Linked DNA regions of Homo sapiens: region 1 is linked to region 2. The links are chromatin loops, found by intact Hi-C in ENCODE. Cell type or tissue: endothelial cell of umbilical vein. All regions are shown on one strand.

What was found. A loop is a pair of places that touch in the nucleus more often than their neighbours do. Peaks named below come from ENCODE experiments on the same cell type or tissue, not always from the same donor. Only the 100,000 strongest peaks of a DNase experiment are listed, where the experiment ranks them.
Region 1: a loop joins it to region 2, with 8 times the contacts of the local background. A loop is called at or near these places in 10 of 110 quality-filtered maps.

Annotation. Positions count from the first base shown.
Region 1 is chr5:74,632,246-74,634,745 of GRCh38, forward strand. It overlaps ENC1 (ectodermal-neural cortex 1), which reads right to left. Exons shown (of 3, transcript NM_003633.4): 2 at 2,439-2,500. The coding sequence ends at 2,471. Among named protein-coding and RNA genes, the nearest start is that of ENC1, 7.2 kb to the right of the region's middle. In endothelial cell of umbilical vein, no CTCF peak of the experiment used is centred here; DNase peaks (open chromatin) are centred at 156 and 946; H3K27ac peaks cover 1,776 bases.
Region 2 is chr5:74,432,608-74,435,107 of GRCh38, forward strand. The region is part of intron 2 of LINC01331 (long intergenic non-protein coding RNA 1331); the gene reads right to left. Among named protein-coding and RNA genes, the nearest start is that of LINC01331, 100 kb to the right of the region's middle. RefSeq lists an enhancer at 1,131-1,220. In endothelial cell of umbilical vein, no CTCF peak of the experiment used is centred here; a DNase peak (open chromatin) is centred at 1,014; H3K27ac peaks cover 2,049 bases.

The sequences.
Region 1 (2,500 bases), 200 kb after region 2:
CAACTAAGTGTGCTGTTAATTGATGCTTTCGCCTAGGAGGTTCTTTAAACCTGCTTTAGAGGTGAGTCATGCATTCATATCTCAAATGAAATAACCACTTTCAGAGCATTTGTTTATTCAAGATTACTGAGATGCCAGCAAGGCTACAAAAAACCAGTTTGGTGTGAGACACTATTAGCCCAGTTGCTCCCCAGAGGAGGTGTCTGATTGTTCCTGCTGCTTTGAAGGAGTTTCATTCCAGGAAAGCATGACATAACTCAGAACTCTGATAACTGTACGAAGGCTGGAAGAGATAACTGAAGAAGTAAAAAAAATAGCAAGCTGGAGGCCAAGTGCGGTGGCTCACGCCTGTAATCCCAGCACTTTGGGAGGCTGAGATGGGTGGATCACTTGAGGTCAGGAGTTCAAGACCAGCTTTACCAACATGGTGAAACCCCATCTCTACTAAAAATACAAAAAAGCCCGACGTGGTGGCGGGCACTGTAATCCCAGCTACTTGGAAGGCTGAGGCAGGAGAATCCCTTGAACCCAGGAGGCGGAGGTTGCAGCGAGCTGAGATAGCACCATTGCACCCCAGCCTGGGAAATAGAATAAGACTCTGTCTCAAAAAGAAAATAAAATGGCAAGCTGAAATGTGAGAGTGAGGCCAAGTTTAATGATGTTTCTAAATGAGCTGTAAGGGACAGGGAAAGAAAAGACCAATGAGATGAAACCCCTCTGTGCTTAGCTTGCCACTAGGCCTAGATCTCCTTTTCTCCCTTTGAAGTCCCCTTCAAAGGTGTGAAACATACTAGGGAAAACAGAGCCAAAAGTTCCCAAGTAAATGAGTTTGTTTTCATTGTAGTTCCTCCAAAGCAGTTACTTTCTTCTCTTATTATTAGTAATAAGCCCATGAATCACCAAAACAAGTCAACACATCCTGTGTGCGCTGGGCTATACTTACACATGCCTAAGCGATTCCTGGGGCCAATCCTAAGAATGCTTAGCAGCAAAGCAGCCGTGAGCTTTGCGAACTCTGAACTGTGTAGGCCTATTAATTATTTGAGCCAAGAGTATTCTATACTCTTAAATACACAGACAACTATTATGTACTCAGATATATGACTCAGAAACACAACTTTTGTTAGCCTTGACAATAGGGTCGGCCTGACTGATTAACTCTGAAAGGCCATAGTTTGGGAAGTTTAGGTGGCTCTGTGTTATCTGCACAAATTTCTGCTATGTACATGCAACCTTTTACAAAGACAGATATAGATTTATCTTTAAAGGTAATAAACGCCTTAAAGGGGGCTACTTTTTAAGTAAAACATTTAAAATAAGCTAATAATTTTGGAGAGAATAAACTAGGAATGAATTTGAGCAATACATTTTTAAACCCTAATCATTCTACAAAGGGTTTGAGGAAGCAAAATTTGAATATAAATGAAGTATCACCTGGGATGACATTGGTGTCATGGATGTGAAGCTCAAGTTTATTCGGTGGCAGTGCAACACGATGCTCCAGTGCTGATGCCCTAGAGCCAGACCCCCTGCATTGACTTCCTAACCAGCTCCACCTCTTACTAAGCTCTGCTAACTCGGGCAGCTTAGCCTCCGTAATGCATGAAGGTTTTTTCATCTATAAAATGAAGCTAGTAATAATTCCCCACGGGGTTGTTGTGAGGATAGAATGAGATGATCCGTGGGAAACACGTGGCACCGCTGCAAGCACACAGTGAGGGCTCAATAAACATTAGCTGGCATACTTAACAGAGGTCAGGGGTTCTCAACTTGGTTGTTCATTGGAATCATCCGGAAACTTTTTAAAAATACTGATGCTTGGACCCCACCCCAGACCAAATGAAACTAAGTCTCTGGGATGGGCAGTTTTTAAAAAAGCTCTTCAGGGCCGGGTGCGGTGGCTTATGCCTGTAATCCCAGCACTTTGTGAGGCCGAGGCGGGCGGATCATGAGGTCAGGAGATCAAGACCATCCTGGCCAACATGGTGAAACCCCGTCTCTACTAAAAATACAAAAAATTAGCTAGGCCTGGTGGTGGGCGCCTGTATCCCAGCTATTCGGGAGGCTGAGGCAGGAGAATGGTGTGAACCCAGGAGGCGGAGCTTGCAGTGAGCCAAGATCATGCCACTGCACTCTAGCCTGGGTGACAGAGCGAGACTCTGTCTCAAATAATAATAATAATAATAAAATAAATAAAAAGCTCTTCAGGAGATTCTGAGGCTCAGTAAAAGCTGAGAACCACTGGCTAATGCCATGGTGGGGGCTGAGGCTGTGGTCAACACAAGTGGATAAGTTCTAGGGGCACCAGCTCTCTTATTTTTACAGCTTTGGTAGTACTTCTGCAGTACAGTCTCTGTGGATCAGATCTCACCCCATGTACTGAACTTACACAATAGCCTAATTATATGCATACTTACATCTATAGCTAAACTTCTTACCTCATGCTCACTCTCTTTAGAATGTACTGCATTTAAGAAGGCAGATGTTTCCAGGTGCTGAC
Region 2 (2,500 bases):
GTGGCTTTTCTAATAGAAGACAATCATGAAGCAATAATTCATGCCTTAATATTTCTTTGCAGCTATCACCCATTGTTCTTCATAGCCCTCCCATAAGTGGGTGATGTTATGGGTCCTGAGGAAATGGAGACCTATTGGGATGAATTTGTTCAGAAGAGAGAAGGCTTGCACACACGTGTGCATTCTCACAGGCACGCACTCTCTCGCACCACCCTCAGCACTCAGAGCTCTGCTAGTATCCCTTTCCCCTTTCTGACTTTGTATCTCTTAAGCCAGTCTTTTATCCCATGCACTGTGCCTCAGTGGAAAGTTCAGCTTCTCTATAAAACAACTTATTAAGGGAAGGATCACTATAGAGCTTCCTCAGAGCTCCAGAAAAGATAAGCTGACGGTCTGCTTTTCTTTTTCACCAAATCACCCTTCTCAGAGTATTAATGCAAAGAATAGCATGGAGGAGTGGGGAAGGAGGTAGGAGAACATATACATGACACAATTATTAGACTTCCAAAATCCTGTAAAAAAAAAATCTATCAATAGTATTCTGTGTTAGTTTTAGCTTTCTTAAATAAGCATCATCCATGCTCTTTTCCAAACAGGATTCACAAAAATGCTAAATGCATTTGCTGCAGACCAGTTCTGGGTCCTCAATGAAGAGTGGTTGGCAGTCAGGCTAGGGCTGCTCCTGGGAAATGCTGGAAGGGCCGGATGCTCCCCTGAGGAGTCTGTTCCCCCAGATCAGCCTAGAGGTCCAGTAGAATGGTTGCGTCCCAGCAGGATGTGACTCTTTGTTCTACCTATTCCTCTATTGTGACCCTTCAAAAATCCTACCTGTTTTCAAAGACATCATCCTCATTGTTCGTAACCCCCACCACCAACAACAAAAAAGCCAGATTGAGGCACCCGCTGACAAAGCAACTCTCTTGTTCTGGCACCTTAAGAAGGAAATGAGTTTACTTCCCTTCTGTAACTGAAGCAAAGCCTTCCCTCCCCGCTGTGGATATGGTACCACTCTGTAGCACGTTTCCTTCAGAGAGTCAGCTTTTCTGAACAATGACCCAACTGTTTGTACAGTATGGGAAACTATCTCTTGATAGAGTTTGGTGCACACCCTCCTACGAACCCAGACATGCACAAAAGTTCCACATTTCACCACAGGAAGTAAGACTGGTCAGGCTTCAGGCATCATTAATCATTTTGAAGTGATTATTCTTAAAAAGAAAAAAAAAAAAAACAGGGATGCAGCTTGAGTTAAGTCATGCCCAATAAAAATCAGCACTTCTCCTCAAAATTACATTTCTCTACTTCCGTGTGGAAAGTTAAGAGCTCCCTGTACTGACAAGAGCTGGGGTGAAATCGAGAATCTTCGTCTCTTTAATTGGAGCACAGACAAATACTTGGGATCTGACATGGTCAGATGGGGAAGAGGTGGGTGGAGTTTTACTTCCTTTGCCTTTCGGCTCAGAAATACACACATTTAGGAGGAAGATAAAGCAAGAACAATTTGGGATTTTGTTCCGGGAACTTCATTTTCCCCCATTGAAATGCCATTAAACAAAGCTTAGGACAATCCTGCTACGTGCACTCATTTAGCCACGGGAACTATGGAGTGCCCCACCCCCCATCCCCATCACTGAGGCCCTGCAGCCCAGCAGGCAAGGGCCAGAGAACAATTTAATTCCCCAGATAGGCTGCCCCACACAGAGGTTCCTCATCAAGGGAGTAGCACCAGCCCACTCTGCAAATCTGTTCACCCTGCAGGAAACACCTCCTTGTCTGCTTCTTTGAAGTAAAACTGTTTCTCTAGCATGGGAAAAGGGATAAGTAGAAAATGAAATCTCCAACTCTGTCTTTCCTGAAAGATTACATTTCCTGCTATCCTGGTTCAGGAGGAAATTCACTTACATAAAATTAGATTAATTTTCTTTCTGACGTCACCTGGTCTACCAGAAGCATCTTTTGTCCATTGCCTCTTTTTGAAACCTTGGCCATGTCCCCAGTCCTCAGTCATTCCTTAATCAGAACATCTGGTTCTCAAGTCAAGATTAAAAATCATAAAATAAAGGCAGAAAAGAGGCTGCCTCTTCTGTCCTTGTTCCGCATTGCCTCCTTCACCCTAGTCTTGCATAATCACTATGTAGATGCCAGCCCAGAAGGCAGCATCATCTTCACTTCCTTCCTCATCAGCCAACTGCTACATATCCCAGCTAAGCCCTAGTATTTGTTTTAATTTAAAGGGTTAAAGTGGAAAAGAAGAGAATCAACAAACTTTATTTTAGTACTCTAATCTACCTATTTTAAAATGTAATACATGTTATTAAATAGATTTGGGCTTGGGTTGTTTTTTTTTTTCCCAGAGTTTAGTTGCTTAAACTCATTTTGTATCTACCCAAGTGGATCCTTTTAAAAATCTGCTAGGAGTCAGATTGAAAATGACTGACAGAAAGCCTGAGCAGGGTGAGAAATGGGTTCACATGGGATGGTGGCCTGGCATGGGGTTTGG